Regions from separate parts of the Homo sapiens genome. Here region 2 is linked to region 1. The links are chromatin loops, found by intact Hi-C in ENCODE. Cell type or tissue: MCF 10A. All regions are shown on one strand. Links, peaks and the distances in the headings refer to the core of each region. The heading gives the core; the rest is flanking DNA. Region 1 holds the start of LINC02394 (long intergenic non-protein coding RNA 2394). Region 2 overlaps TRHDE (thyrotropin releasing hormone degrading enzyme).

What was found. A loop is a pair of places that touch in the nucleus more often than their neighbours do. Peaks named below come from ENCODE experiments on the same cell type or tissue, not always from the same donor. Only the 100,000 strongest peaks of a DNase experiment are listed, where the experiment ranks them.
Region 2: it touches region 1 in a loop (22-fold over the local background); 2 of 110 quality-filtered maps call a loop at or near these places.

Annotation. Positions count from the first base shown.
Region 1 is chr12:74,017,759-74,026,402 of GRCh38, forward strand. LINC02394 (long intergenic non-protein coding RNA 2394) reads left to right here and starts at 4,322. Exons shown (of 3, transcript NR_187487.1): 1 at 4,322-4,485. In MCF 10A, for the core only: a CTCF peak has its summit at 4,247 (motif pointing right); a DNase peak (open chromatin) is centred at 4,283.
Region 2 is chr12:72,342,628-72,351,271 of GRCh38, forward strand. All of the region lies in intron 2 of TRHDE (thyrotropin releasing hormone degrading enzyme), which reads left to right. Among named protein-coding and RNA genes, the nearest start is that of TRHDE-AS1, 73 kb to the left of the region's middle. In MCF 10A, for the core only: a CTCF peak has its summit at 3,899 (motif pointing right); a DNase peak (open chromatin) is centred at 3,904.

The sequences.
Region 1 (8,644 bases), core at 1,838-6,837:
AAGGTAGCATTTTTTATTAGGTTGGTACAAAAGTAATTGTGGTTTCTGTCACTGAAAGTAATGGCAGAAACCTCAATTTCTTTTGCACCAACCTCATAGTTTCTAGTACATTCCTTGCTGAATTAAAGAAAATTATTTAAATGAATGAATATTTAGAACATATTTGTGTCTGAAACTCTAGAAATTTACACTCATTTAAACAAGTAATGAGGAATAAAACATAACATTTCCTGTTTTTATCTACAGAATTATTTATTTTTTCTTCTCACCTCCTTCCTAGATTACTCATTCTTTAAGGCCTGATCTTTCCCTTAACATGGAAACATTAGATGCGTTTTCTTGTCGGTTAATAGTTTCCTCATTTTTGTTTTTAACACTTAAAATGCATTTCTTTGAAGAGTTAATCATGAATTTATTATAATTGTACCTACTTGACTACTTTGTTGCTAGGTTTTAAGGTTCTAGATATCAAAACAATTGTAATTCAGCTTTATGTACTAAATGTAAAATTAGATGATGAGACTGACTGGATGAATGAATGAATGACTAGATAGTGAACAAGTAAAGGAAGTATTGGTCTGCATTTCCCTGATGATTAGTGATGTTGAACATTTTTTCAACTATTTTTTCAACTATGTGTTGGTGATTTGTATGTCTTCTTTTGAGAAATGTCTATTCTACTCTTTTGCCCATTTTTGACTAGGTTATTTGATTTTTTTGCTGTTGAATTGAGTTTCTTATGTATTCTGGATATTAACTTCTTGTTAGATGCATAGTTCACAAATAATTTCTTCCATTCTGTTGGTTTTCTCTTCACTCTGTTTTCTTTGCTGTGCACAAAGTGTTTAGTTTAATGTAATCCCATTTGTCTATTTTTGCTTTTATTGCCGGTGCTTTTGAGATCTTAATCAAAAAATCTTTGCCCAGTCCAATTTCATGAAGCATTTTCATTATTTTTTTTCTAAGTTTTCATAGTTTCAGGTCTTACATTTAAGTATTTAATCAAGCTAGAGTTGGTTTTTGTATACAATGACAGATAGGTGTCTAGTTTCATTCTTCTGATGTGGAAATTCAGTTTTCTCAGCACCATTTATTCAACAGAATGTCCTTTCCCCAGTTTTTGTTTTTCTTGCCTTTGTTGAAAATCAGTTGGCTGTAAATGTGTGGAAATGCAAATGCAAATCAAAACCACAATGAGCTATCACCTCATCTCAGTTAGAATGGCTATTATCAAAAAGACAAAAAAATAACAAATTCTGGCAAGGATGTGGAGAAAGGGAAACTTATGCATTGTTTGTGGAAATGTAAATTAGTACAGCCATTAGGGAAAACTATGGAGGTTCCATACACACAACACACACACAAAAGAAAACTAAAAATAGAACTACCAAATGATCCAGCAATCCCATTACTGGGTGTATAACCAAAGGAAATAAAATCAGTATGTCAAAAAGATATCTGCACTTACGTGCTTACTGCAGTACTATTTACAATATACAAGATATGAAATTAGCCTAAATGTCTATCAGAAGATGAATGGATAAATAAAATGTGTTATGTATATATACAAAATGGAATACTATTTAGCCATAAAACAAACTAAAATCGTATTATTTTCAGCAACATAGATGAACCTAGAGGACATTATGTTATGTAAAATAAGCTAGACAAATACAAATATCACATAACCTAACATGTGGAATCTAAAAAAGTTGATTTTATAAAAGTTGAGAGTAGAATGGTGGTTACCAGTGACTGAGGAGAGTAGGGAAGAGGGGTGAACCAAAGAGGTTAGTCAGCAGATACAAAGTTATAGTTAGACAGGAAGAATAATTACTGGTGTTCTATTACACAGAAGGGTGACTATAGCAAACAATAATGTAGTGTGTATTTTAAGATATCTAGAAGAGGCCACAACAAAGGAATGATAAATATTTAAAGTGAAGGATATGTTAATTAACTTGATCTGATCTTTATAAAATACATACATTCACTAAAATGTCACGCTACATCCCATAAATATGTGCAATTACTATGTGTTAATTCTAAATTAAAAAATTAATTTCTTAACAAGAAAAATAAATGAAGTAAATTTTTTTCTAGAGTCCTCTTTTTCTGCTTCTCACACTATGCCTGACATAGACATCTTATTCTCTGCAACTCCTGCCAGACATAAGACTTGATAGGGAAAGACTCTTGCTCAGCCCTCTTCAACTCTTTTTCCCCCTAATCTTGTTCACAGAAATTTTGTCCAGGGGAAGATACTGTATGATCAGCAGGGAATCAAGTTCAACAGAGGAATAAGAGAAGAATCTTTATACATTAAAAAGAAAAAAAAACTCACTATGTTTTAAAGAATAACAAAAGATAAATGTGATAATGATATAAATTCCTAAACTAAATCACATGTGCTTTTTAGTTGAATTTACATATAAATTTTGTGCCTCCAAAAAGATATTATCCCTGTATGAGTATGTGTCTTGTATTAGGTTGGTGCAAAAGTAATTGCGACTTTTGCCATTAAGAGTAATGACAAAAACCACAATTACATTTGGACCAACCTAATATTTTATTTTTATGTATCCTTCACTATACTTAATACAATGCAAAGTAGTCAATATGTAAACTGCTGAGTAATTGCTTAACCAAACTCTTATGTGTCAGAATTAATTAATCAAAACACCAAATGTACTTCTGAGACTTGATGACATTGTTGTTAATGAGCATTTGATGAGGAATAGAGTAGTGACAGTGTCTTCTAAATCATTTATGCAACTATCTTCATTATAAACTCTTTGTATATAGATTAATAGACTGTTCTTCATATGTCTTAAAAAAGTTTTGTGAAATTCACTTAAAAAATTTTAAGTAGAGATGCAAGTTTTAAGAAGCCATATTTGCTCACATTTGTTAAAAATGCTTAGGCAGTAGGGTTTTTGTTAATTGGAAAAAGAGAGCTAACACCTCATAATATAAAGTAAAATAGCAATTTAAAAAGTATAATAATTGTGATGTAATAACTTACGACTTTTGTTCAGGCTTCTGGATAACATATAAAGTAGAAATGTATTTGACCTTATGTTGTCACACATAAATGCACTTTTAATTTAGATAATATCATCCTTCTAAAACAGACTTTTTCCATAGCCACTCAGTTGAATAAAATGATATTTAAAAAAATTTAATAGCACTAACTGAAGGTCAGTGGTTCCTCATAGATACAAATGTTAAGCAAAGCTTTGTGATTGTTTTTTCCCTCTGGTGATGGTGCTAGGGCAAATAAGTTCCAAATTAGTAAATGTGCAATTTGCATTTTGAAATAACTCAATAGTACTTGTTGCATTATATAAAATTTATAATGATTAATTTTTAGAAATTTTCTTCAAAATATACTGAAACTACTAAAAGTAAAATATAATAGAAAGCAAGCATAGAATGTGTCATACAAGAGAATAATAAAAATCAGGTTATTTTCCCTGTCTCTATGCCAGTTCAATAATAGTAAAATTTAAAAAAAAATAGCTGTAGTTAAATACATATTTTGTGGGAGGAATTCTCACTAGAATTTCATTTCTTTCTTTCCATAGTACCATTAAACTACTAGACTATTTAGAGTAGTATTAAAAAATGAAGTCATTTCTTACTTTTAAAAGATGTTAGTGAGAAAGATAAAAATTTAATATGGTAAAATGAGTAACAGATGATTATTAAAAAGAAAAATTGAAATGGAAAATCCTAGAACAATCAGTAGAGTCATTCAATGAGAGTTAGTGTGCATATTTTTCTGTCTATTTTATTTCAATTTTTAATTCAATTTTTCTTTAAGTTTGTTTTAAAATCATTTGCTTCTGGAGATGCTACTCGTGAAAGATGTTTCTTCTACCAAAAATATTTGTTAAAGTATAAATGATATGTTTTTTATAGTTAAAATAAGAAGACAATCAAAAGTCTAATTTTATAAATCACATCGTTATGATCATACACAGATTTTTTTCTTTATTTTTTAATGCTTAAAGAGGGGAAGAATAATGAGAACAACTAACAACTCACAGAGAATACACTTGATAGATCAGGTACAATTTACCACATAGTGAGTGAGATCCAGAATTGTTAAAGTCTAGTTGCTCAATTAGGATGGAAGCAGGCCTCTGTAGAAAGTTAAGTTTAATTGAGGTTTGAGGCATGCTTTTATAGGAAAGGTTGTGGAGAGGGATGGTTTGACCAATACTACAGAGATCCTTGACGGCGTGACGTGTGCTGTCCCTAGACACTAGAGGGCGGTGCCGGTGTTGGCCGGAGATTAGCTCAAAGGCTAACGGGATGTGGCCCAGCCACAGCCTAAGCTCTTGGTCTTCTGAGAAGCAGCTGACAGAGGATAGCCCTGCCATGGCTTAAGCTTTCAAACTGCCTGTAAAATCTTGGGTTCTTATGAATTTTGGAGTCCAGTAGTTGAAGGTCAATAACTCACATACGGAGCCTGATAAGGTATGATGTAACATTCTCAAGGAGGGCGGAATTACACTCCAAATTTTTATCACAGCAAAACATATGTCACTCAAGTAGCAAACTATGTAAAAGTTTGGAATCATTTCAAATTTACATCACATTATATCTCTTCTAGAGATACAAGTCAGATTAATATGAGATCGTGAATTAAAAATTTGTTAAATATTTTTATTAGTAATATGTTAGATACACAGAACCAATTTAACATCTTTAAGGAAAGCCCTGTTAATTCAATTAAATACACTTAGGAAAAAATATGTATCTTAAGGAAAGCTTTTATAATATTAACCTGATAAAGTTTAAAAAATATTTAAACAGTTCATATCCAGGTTTAATATTTAGCAAAACATCAGTATTCTTTCAATGAGAAACAACTTTTACATTCAGTTTGTAAAGAATCAGTTTTTAACAAGCTGTCTTGGTCACCTGAATTAGTATTCTTTTATCAATGAATATATGTTTCAAAAATTTTATTACATGTAACACGCTAGTGGAAATATTAACGAATACAGCTTTTTTAACCACTTGCAATTTTTTTAGGATATTCAAAATTGAATTATTATGTAATAATGTATAAAGTTTTTAACATTAAGCATACTAATTTTCCAAGTGCTTTCCAAATAAAAAAAAGAATGCATTTATTTTGCTACAGCAGGAAGCAAAAAGGCTTGTGTTGCAGCATTCTTAGTTTTAACAATTTTTATTTTATTTCAACAAAGGTTTTTTTCCCAAGCATAAAGTAAAAATAGATACAGATAGATTGATAAAGATGATAATAGATAGATAGGTGATAGATAGATAGATGTAATATAACAAATGCTCAATTACTCATCAACCCAACTTAACAGTTTCTAAATTATTTCCTTAAATATTTTTTCCAAGTAGATGAGTGTGAACAGATATCTCTATTTTTAAAATGGCATTGAGGGTTCTTTGGTAAATCATTTTGGTTACATGTTTTGTAAATAACCTTTTTTAGCCTTTGTCTATTTGCTAATAATATATGATTTTCAAGTTTGATATATTAAAATGATATATGCTAATGCTAATTATATAATGTTATGTGTTTAATGAATGTTTTTAAATTTTTTGCTTAACTTTTCATTTTTTATCTGTATAGAATACACAATTATAACACAAATTTATTGTTTGTTATATATTATGCTTTCTGCATCTTGTAAATATTTCATATTTTTGTCATAAAAGTTTTAAATTTTGTAATTTTGCCTATCTAATCAGCTATTAATTTACGTTTATACTACGAGGTAGGAATCCTTCTATTTTTATTTTTTCAAAGGGGTATTTCTTGGGAGAAGCAGTCACTTGCACAGTCTTTCCTGTCCAATTGTATAAGAGTGTGCTTTGGGTTGGGAATATATCCTTACAAAGAAATTAAGAGCCTTCATAGCTTGTGCTTCGCCCATCTCTGTTTGGGAATTTCTTTATCTGTTCCAAATTTGTGTACCTTTTTGTTCTACTTAAGTGTGTGCATCAACTCCCGTACTATATGGGTTTCCATAGGGAGGGAATGGATGTCCTTTATCCGAATCACAAGAGGAATGTGTGCAGACCATCCCCTTGCATTGGCTGAGAGCCTGAAGCTCATTATTGAAGCTAACCTTTTCTGTTTCTACTCTATGTGAGCAAAACTTTGTTCCTTCCAATGCCAGTGTGAATTGTGTTTCCCTTGGCCAACCCAACACCTGAAAACCATGGAAGGGAGGCTGACTTCCTGAGACTACTGCTCCCGGCTATCAGCATTGTTATGCTATTTGACATCCTCTATGTGGTGAGACTCTTAACCTTGAGTTGGTAATAAGTATCACTTGCTCGGTAATATTTATTGATTCAAATTCTGTTTAGTGAATCAGTTATCTCTTCTTTGATTGAACTATTTCCAATATTGTCTAATAATATTCCAATAAGAGGTATAAAGAAACTTTATGCCTATATCTAGACTTTCCACTCTGCTCCATTGCTTTATCTGTTTATTTTGCAATGTAACAGCCATAATTGCTATAATTTTTAATTGTACTGATATTTTGTAGAATGAATTCCCTTATCTTAAGCTTTAAATCTAGTCTAAGGTAGACATGGAGATATTGGGACAGAAGAGATGTTGACTAACTTTATTTATTTTTACTATTTCTGCCTCTTGCTGGGCCTGTTGCTAGTATAAATGGAGTTTATAAACAAATTCCAAAATGTACCTTCTGTGATCATATTTATTACAAAATAGGCCCTTTAAAAACAAATTTCAATAATATAATTTTTCTGTGAAATAAGGCATTTCTGCCACATGTTGCAAAGGCTTGATACACAATCTTACTTGGAAGCACTGGACCTTACTCTTTCTTGTATTCTCTCGCACTCACTTTGCTATGCCTGACTATATAGAATTGGGTATGGAGGAGATGGAGGAAGAGGGGATGTAGGGGATGGAAAAACTCTGATTTGACCAATCTGATTCATGTAATCTGGTTCTGGATTTCTCTGGATGTGAATGGACAGAATCCATTTCTTGCAATCTGGTTCTGGATTTCTATGGATGTTAATCTCTTTTCTTAGCAGTGTATATTTTATGGGCTTTTCAAATTCACAACACAGGAACAGTTGACTCCCCAGGCCTGCTTTCTGTATCTTTCTACAGAATCACCTTTGTCCAGGTAGGAAATCTTAGGCAAAACCCCTTGATATGGTTTGGCTCTGTGTCCCACCCAAATCTCACCTTGAATTGTAATAACCCCCATGTGTCAAGGGTGGGACTAAGTGGAAGTAATTGGATCTTGGGGGCGGTTTCCCCCATGCTGTTCTCGTGATAATGATTCACTTTCATGAAATGTTGTGATTTTATAAGCTGGCATTTCCCCTGCTGGCACTCATTCTCTCTCCTACTGCCCTGTGAAGAAGTGCCTTCTGCCATGATTGTAAGTTTCCTGAGGCCTTCCCAGCCATGCGGAACTGTGAGTCAATTAAACCTCTTTTCTTATAAATTACTCAGTCTCGGGTATTTCTTCGTAGCAGCATAAGAATGAACTAATACACCCCTTCAAGATACTTGAGTCCAAACATTATCCAGGGACCCAATCAGTCATTTGGTAGATAGACTTCCCACAGTGTGTCTGAAAGCACAGAGTGCTTTGATTAGTACTCTGAAACAGTCTTCTTACTGGCTAAAGCTAAGGGTGTAAGAAAAACCTTTGCCTGAAAAGCATCCTACTCTCTGTCAGTGTTTATTTTAAGAACTCACTCACTGAGTTTGTGATAATGGTGAGGACCACCAATATTCTAAGCCGTGAGGATACTGGAGGGTAAGAGAAAGAGTTACCCCATACTCCAGCAACTCCCTTCAAAGAAATACCTTTTTAAAATATCTCCCTTAGACCGGCGCGGTGGCTCATTCCTGTAATCCCAGCACTTTGGGAGGCCGAGGCAGGCGGATCGCAAGGTCAGGAGATCGAGACCATCCTGGCTAACACAGTGAAACCCTGTCTCTACTAAAAATACAAAAAATTAGCCAGGCGTGGTGGTGGGCGCCTGTAGTCCCAGCTACTCGGGAGGCTGAGACAGGAAAATGGCGTGAACCCAGGAGGCGGAGCTTGCAGTGAGCCGAGATGGTGACACTGCACTACAGCCTGGGCGACTATATATATATATATATATTTTTTTTTTTTTTTCTCTAGTGGAAAAGTTTGTTCTCCATCTACTCAATGTATCCATCACTAGCCACACATAGCTATTGAGAACTTGAAATGTGGCTCATATGACTGAAGAACAGACTCATACATTTTCATAAATGTACTTTTTAAAAAAATCATTAATTTTAAAATTAAATTTACTAAAAATGAAGACCTAGAGTTCTTTTTGGGTCTAGGAGACCTAAATTTCATTTGTATGATATAAATAAATTGTCTTATATCTTGTTTTGTGAGAGAACTTAGAAAATATTATCTTCTTTTGGGCTCTAGGTGAAATGTTAAATAGAAGAAGTCCTGCTAATATCCACTCCCAATTCTTACTACATGATTTTCTGGATTTAATTTAGATAGTAATATTTTTATCTGTTTTTACATTAATGTGTTGATAGATATGGGTAAATTTTCTAAAATAAGCCATGCATGGATTCTAGGATGAACTC
Region 2 (8,644 bases), core at 1,306-6,305, 1.7 Mb before region 1:
TATTTTATAAGTAGATTTAACTAGTATCTTTGAGGAAGAGCTATTTTTATTGTCTTAATATTAGAGGAAGATGAAGTTGTACATATAGGAATTAGAACACATTCATTGATTTTCTTTCTTCACTATAATGTTGTGTAATATAGTTTTATAGACAGGAACCTTGGATGGAGCATTTTTTTTCCCTTTCATCTTTTTGGAACTCAGCCATTGTAGCAACTAAGCTTTGAGATATTATTTAGTTTTCATGATAACGCTAATAATTAATAGCCAGTGTACAGCATTTATTATGTGGCAGGCACTGTTGTGCGTGCTTTACACATGTAATAATTCTAACGTCCTATGAGGTGGGTCCTGTTACTACCTCCATCGTGTAACTAAGCAAACTGAGGAATGAAGAGGTTATATAACTTGCACAAGGCTACATAACTAACTTTCAGAACCAGGATTCTAAGCCAGGCAGTCAGACTTCAGCCTATGGTCTTAATCACGCTGCTTTATAGATAGCATATATTGATGATGTCGACTTGAATCACCCAAAGAAGAAAACAGAGAAAGTCACTTCTCAATATGAGTACAATTGTCCCTCAGGATATGTGGGATATTGGGTATTGGTGCCAGGGAACACCCCCCACCCCGCCCCTGTGCATACTCAACTCCACACATACTCAAGTCCTCGCAGTTGACCTGTGCTATCTGAATATACAAAACAGTCGGCCGTTTATATATGCAAATTTTGCATCCTGTGAATGCTATATTTTCAATTCACATTTGATTGAAAAAAATATGCCTATGAATGGACTTGTATAGTTCAAACACCTGTTCAAGGGTCAACTGTGTTGAGTTGCAAAGTTAAATATCATTAAGATTTGCATGATTCTTACTATAGTCCATAACACTCCACATTTTCTTGTCCTAAGCCAGGTGTAAATGTCAACCTATTAAGTGTCACTTTAAGTTCAATTTTATGTGTTCTCTCCTGTTTATTATGCCAATTGTTTATGTTTTCAGTGTTATTTGTTTTAAATCATTCATAACTGATGATGAGTATTCTTCTCAATGGATATACTTTCTTATATGATTTTTGAAGTGAAAAAAAGAATTGACTGTAGATAGAGTAATGTGAAACTTAAAAGATATAAAGGAAGGGTTGAACTTCCTAAAATGAACTTCTACTTCATTGGTTCTACAGTGAGAGATCCCTTCTCAGGGCTGGGGAACCTCTTGCTGGTTGGTGTCCTGAAATATATCATTTCTATCACATTGTTCACTGAAAACTTACCTTGCTATTGTTATTCTTGTCTGTCTAAACCAGTTTTATGGTAGTTATATTTAATCTCCTTTATCTATATTTATTACATTTCTTATATATATATATTATTTTTCACTGGACTCATTTGCTTTTCAGGACAAGATTTCATGAACATACAGCCAGATTAAAGATGAGCTACATCTTTATTAATATTTCAATAATCACTGTATTGGAATTTATAGAAAGTTAAATACTGACCCAAAATATATTATGGCTTTTGTAGGAGTAGATGAAGAACTGTTATTTGAGTCTTATGATACAGAAATAAACTTGTAAAGCCTCAGTTTCCACATTTCTGAAATGGGCATAATTATTGTAATATTTCTCTCATAGAGGTAAAGTGTACAAGGATTAAAATGAGATAATCTGTATAAAGCATCAAGCACAATGCCTAGCAAGTACGTGCTTAATAAAGGTTGCTGCTATAATTATCACATATCTTTTAATTTTTACAAAAAAGGTTTATTAATCCTCATTTGCTGCTGAGGAAGTTAAAGCCTGAGGGCCTTAAATGTGTTGCCTAATGCCACATAGCTAATAGATAATGGACCAAGATTGGAATCCATAAAATTAATTTATTCATTATTTTAAACTGCTGAGTCCTACCGTGTGCCATGTCCTGGTTTGGGTTCCAGTGATAGGATGATGCAAGTGGGCTACATGAGCAAGGGTTTGGCAAGAACAATTGTGCAGAGAATTCCAATAGTCTGGTGTGCTGTTGGTGTGCAAAAGAAAATACAATTAGAGAGAGTGGTATGGGTCCTGGATTGCCCCTAATACATGCAGAAGTGGAGGCCACTCCCAAGCCTCCACCCCTGAGCTTTGACCTGCTGCCAACCCTCTTGTCTTCCTGCTCCTGCCTGGTCAAGCATCATGAGGAACACTCTTCTTATGGATGAACACCCCTGGCTGCACATCTGTCCCCTAGGGGCACACACTACAGGTAGCATGGTCCACACTTGAGAGGAAGGATTAAAAAAAGAGGTTCATGTTGGCCTTGGAAATGGACTCTGGGCCTACTGTGTGCTGGTATGTTTAACAACTAGCTCTCTGATTATAATTCCTACGTGGTTGACATATGGCACAGTGGTTGATATGTTTATTTATGTTGATGAGCAAGTGAAAGTGAAACAAGCAAATAGAACTTCGCTTGTTAATTAATGAGGAGTGCAACTATTACGCTAAATTGTGTAATAGTTTTTAAATACTGGAGGAATGTTTTCTCATTTTTTGTATTAATACATACATGTAAAAGCTACAGACATGACACATTTTAAAGATTAATTGGTTTTATTAATATTTTCTCCATCACTTTCTTCTGCCTAGACAATGAAGAAAAAATAAATCCAGCCCTGACTTACAGTATTTGCTGATTTATATGGTGTATATACTCACACTAAAGCCAATTTCCAGTTACTAACATGATGTCATTGAATGCAGAGCTGGGAAGAGATGCATAGTCGCACACCATTGTCTAGTATTGCCACCATACAGATGCAACAGGCATAAATAACAAGTACATAAATAATAGTAAAATAGTTAGAAACTGATGAGTTTTAAATGCTAATTACCTTTGTTTTCAATATAACTGATTTAAGTTCATGTAATTTATTTTTAATAATGGTCATGTCTAACATCCAGCTTTCAAAATTTCTGAAAATATAACAATGGACTTTTGTGAACCAGTAGGAGTGCCTCCAGAACACCATTGTCTGAGCTGTTTGGTCATGGGATTTGTGTTCTTGGGTGTACAGAGCATTGTTTAATGGGGTGGAGGAATGTGTGGGCTCCCGGTGGGCATACCCCTTGGATACTTTATCCCTTGGGGAGACAGACAGCTGAAGAGGTAAAGAGAGATTCTTCAAAGCCCAGGGCCAGGTGGGGACCCTGTTTCCTCACAGAAAAGGACGGTTCTGGAGCCAGATCACAGAGTGCCTTTTAGTTTGCCTTCTATGCTTCTCAAGCAGTGTCAGATGTTCCTTGGTTGGGTGAATCTGAAAGTAGAATGCATTTTGATATGACATCAGTTTTACTCAGGAATTTGAGAGGAAAATCCACTATTTTTCTATTAAGATAAAGAATGTATCATGGAATGATATGAAAAATTTGCATTTGCTTTTCAAAGGTAGTGACACAGAACATAAATTTCATGCTCAGGGTGGTGTATTTCTGGATACCTCTGGAAGATTCTATCATTCTCCACTGCTATTTTGGGGCCTTCTGTGGACGTTGAGGCCTGTTGTGGAAGCTGGCTCCAGCAAACTACCGTTTGGGCTATTGGAGCACAGGATTCTGAGTTCTTGGGGATCCTCGACAAAGAGTTGATGAATCTTGAAGGAATTTAAGTTCTGAAAGATCTGTGAGAGCAGAGAGGGTAGAGACCTTTACTCAGGTCCGTCATTAATGGGCATGCAAGCTGTCCCTCACAAAAGCATCCAGCCAAGATGGTGGAAATGCATGCTAAAATCCAGCGGGCACACTCTTACCAACTTTGCCAACATAGAGCTGTTGGGTCTGTCTGCCCATGTGGTGTGCTTTTGTGTTAACTGTTCCCGAGGAGCATCTTTATGTTAAGTCATCTTCCACAAGGGGGTGCCATTTCCCAATTTGTCTGCCTGGGAATGGCTCTGTTTTCTCAAGCACAAAGGCACCCTATGTACTACTGTGCTAGCATGTGCTGCAGCTGGATTTTTTTGTTACTAATGCCGAGTGCCAACCTTAGAGCCTGGCATCAAAGAGGCTCTCGTTTGCTGAATGAGTGAATAGGTGTAATGCCATGGTGAGATTCATATTTCAAATAGATCTTTCTTGGCAAGCTGTGTAGAAGGTGACTTGAGCTTGCTGGAGCTGCTCTAACAAAATACCACAAACTGAGTGTCTTAAACAACAGAAATTCATTGTCCCACAGTTTTGGTGGCTAGAAATCCTAGGTTAAGGTGTCAGCAAGGTAATGCATCTCCTGAAGACTCTAAGGAAGGATCCGCCTCAGGCTTCCCTCTTAGCTTCTGGTAGTTCCTTGGTGTAAGGCAGGATAACTTCAGTTTCACATGGTGTTCTCTGTGTGTATGTGTGTGTCTGTATCCAAATTGTCTGCTTTTTAAGGATGCCAGTGATACTGGATTAGGGGCCCAGCCTACTCCAATATGACCTCATCTTAATTAATTACATCTGCAATGACTTTATTTCCAAATGTGGCATATTTCTAAATAAATTCACATTCTGGGGACTAGGACTTCAATGTTTAGGTTTTTGAGGGACTCATACCCATAAGAGATGGATTCAGAGGAGACCAAATGAGAAGCAAGAAGACAAGTCTAAATGAAAGATGCTGTGGTCCTGGAATTGAATAATCAGATTTTGGGTAGAGACAAGGATCTTTGCATTCTAAAATCAGCAATATATTTATTCATAGATGAGTATTAATTAGGAGGCTGTTTTCATTACAAATTGTACATTATCCATTACTGTGTAACAAATTACCTCAAAATTTAGTGGCTTAGAAAGCAGCATTTATGATCTCACAGTTTCTGTGGGTTAGCAATCCGAATGCAGTTTAGCTAGGTTATCTGGCTCTGTGTTTCTCATGAGGCTGCAATCAAGGTATTGGCAGGGGCTGCAGTCATCTCGGTTCACCATTGGGGGTGGGGCCACTTCCAAGTTACTAATGTGGTTGTTCACAGAATTCAGTTCCTCGTGGGTTGTTGGGCTGAGGGCTTCAGTTTCTTGCTGGCATTGGCTGGAGGCTGCCCTGAGTCCTTTGCCATGTGATCCTCTCCATACGGCAAATTACCCTCAAAACTCAAACTCACAACACAACAGCTGGCTTCAAGAGAGTGAACAGGCTAGAATAACAAGACAGAGCGTAAGGGAGGAATCACAGTCTTGTCTAACTCAATCTTAGAATTGGCCTCCCGTTACTTTTGTCATATTTTATTCAATAGAAGCATATTACCAGGCTCAGGTGACACTCAAAAGGAGAGGATTACAGAAGGGTGTGAATACCAGTAGGCAGGGGGACATCACTGGGGGCCCGCTTAGAAAGGCTACCCACACACAGGCTTGATTGTTTATGTAAGGATTTGCACTTGAAGTAGATGCTCAACTTTTAAAAAATATTTTAATTGACAATCAAAAATTATATATACAGTATTTATGGTATACAACATGATGTATGTATATATATATGTATATACTTATATATATACACACACATTGTGGAATGGCTAAATTATGCTACTTAACATATGCATTACCTCACATACTTTTTTGTGATGAGAACACTTACAATTTACTCTCTTAGCAATTTTTAAATATGTTTCTGTCAGTCATCTTGGATGTTATTTCTTTAATCCCATTAAAGCAATAGAAAGCCTCTTGCACTGGTTTAATTCTCGGTGAGTGCATGCTACACCACATCTCTTCTGCATCACCCTGGACCACTGGTGAGGCAGTTAATCGCTTTGATCCCTGACAGTGGCCTTGATCTTTTACATCTGGGAGTCTTGCTATTTGAGCAACTCTCTAATTGATTCAGGCCATCTTTCCTTTTTTCTGGTGTGAAATATTTTAAAAAGATTATTCTAGAAGCTGTTATAAATCTTAACTGAGGTAAGTATACTGAGGGTGTTAAATCTCTGTTTGCCCTACTCTTCTTATTAGAGAAGCTAGGACTTCTTTCCCAGATAGAGTAATTTCACAATAGAGACAAAAGCTTGGAATGCTTCATATCAAATCTGTGGTAGTTAATATACTATTTTCTTAAATTAAAAAATGCATTTAAGTGTGCTCCAATCTATAGGCATTCTTTTGAGACCTACATACCCAGAAATATGTTGGTACTTTGATGGATATAGATGGCCATGAAAATAACCATATGAATTTTCTGGAATTTTTCTTTACTTGAAATCATTTGTTTTTACATTTTCTCTGAGTTGGAAATATTTTGTTTAGTAGAGCTCTTTTTTTGCTAATAGATTTTTTTTCCAGTAAGATATGGTATATGGTAAGTTTGATTTTTTGTTTCCCTATTTCATGGTTAATGGATTTTGCTTTTTCAAGCTGAATTGTATGTCTTTCCCCTCTGACATGTTTCTAGCTTGAGGGAATGTAGTCTCCCTCTGGTCCATTAATATTAGCAATTGTAAGTGATGTAATCCTGTTTCATTTCTACTGTGGATTTTATACCGTAGTTGTAATTTCTCATACATAAAGTTGAATTTAGCTAAGCATGCATTTCTGCCATTTTTCCTATGAATATCTTTGCATTCCTAGAAATATTAACCATATATATCAGAAATTCATTTGCTCATACAAATATTCTGAATCATCATAGAAATACATGGTTTCATTTCTAAACTGCCTGACTATTTTATTGCCTTTATTAGACAAATAGATGTTCTCTATGCTTCTGAAAATGTTAAGCATTACATGGCAATCTTGAAAGGAATATCACCAGCAATGCTGTTATCAGAGGGACTTTATTTGATGCCTTTGGGACTTTATTGATGCCTTGAGTATGAACATGGTTTGATTTTTCTTCCTTCTGTTTTATCTCTAGTAAAAAGGATTCCTTTAAAAGTTAGTTGGCATGCTTTTAGGTCCCTTTGCCTTTTTTTGGGCGGGGGGGTGGTGTGGCTTATAGACAAATACACATCCTTACAGTGTTCAGAGCAGTAGACCCTACTGACTTTACACTGAGGCCTAACAACATCTGTTTTTTGTTGAGGATGATGATTTGTGACTGTAACTAATTGCATTTGCAATTCTTGTCAAAGAAGACCAAGACATGTGGCCTTGGGATTGACTTTGGTGCAGTAAAAAGAGCATGGACTTCGAAGTGAGAAAATCTGATTAGGTCTTGCCCTGTTATTTCCTAAATATATAACTATAAATGAGTCACTTCTTTGAGACCTAGTTGCCTCATCTGTAAATTGGGAACAGATATCATGCGTTTCTCATGCATAGCTGTTAATTACAAACCAGAATATGCTTGTCCTTACATAGATCTAAAAGTTCATAAAATAAAAGAGATACTGGATTCAAGTCTGTGATATCATTCCTTTTCTTCGATTGATAAAATGATACCATTTTATGTGCCATTTTCCATATTCCATATACTTTTTTCTTTAAAACTACAATTTACTCCTTCCTCTAACCAACTTTCCTCAACAAACACATATGCTAGCATCACTTTTTCCCATCCTGTCTCTGCATATATTCTTGCTGAACTTACTGAGTTTTTAAAATGTATTATTAATTGCTTTATGATGTATTCAATCTTGTACCTTTCAACATGCCAGGAGACAGAGACGATTGGCACAACCTTTCCTTCTTAAACATCCCTCCCCATTTGGTGGACGGTCATGCCTGGAGCAAAGTAGGAAACATAACCAGGATGACAGCAGTAATGGCGATGATAGCTCCCACACATCTCTCTGTTGCAAGCCATCTACGTATTATATATCTCAATATATTAGTTACATAATGTAATATAGAACATAATATATTATAATCTTCTTTTTGTAAGAAACTGAGACTCAGGTAGGTTAAACAGCTTGTCCAAGGACATATACTGGTAAGTGGCAGAGTAACAGATTGATACCAAAGTCAGTGTTTTAAACCAGTGACTGCCTATGCTGATGTATAGGCCCCTAATTCCAGAAGGTGGTTGGGATGGCTTGTTCTACTTGTCTAGCTTTTGATCTTCTAGGTACTGAACTCCCTTCCTGAATTGCTTATGGAAAATGAGGCTTGATAGAAAAAATAGGGGTACAGATATATTCTAAAGATTAAGACTGGGTGTGTTTTCATAATATGTGAATGGATATTAACAAATAATTTGATACTCCAGTTAAGGGAGGACATGGCAAAAACTCATAACATCCCTAGCGGTTTGGCTTAGCAAGGGAGAAAAACATTCATTTAAAAATCTCACAGGTGAAATTACTCTGAAAGACAGGCTCATGGTCAATGTTACTATGAGTGTCTATAGTAAAAGAATCCAAACCTAGCCAGGTAGAACTAGCCAATTGCATACAATTGACTGTGAACTTGAAGGAAAAATTGTAGCAAAAATCTTTAAATGTGTTTGAGTTTCTGTCATACACACCTTGTTCAACACACGGGAGAGCTGGAGAAAAGGGTTAGAAAAAATTCTAAGCTTCTTCGGGTTTTACAGACAAAATACTTCACAAACTGCAATAAATTCTTAGATAAGAGTGAAGCTCTGGGAAGTAAGCATCTTTCCTGCTTGTGATAATCAGGTGTGCTGAAGAAACAAATGAGGTTAACAGCAATGAAAGTAATGGATGTCCCACAGGGTTAAATGGGGTCATA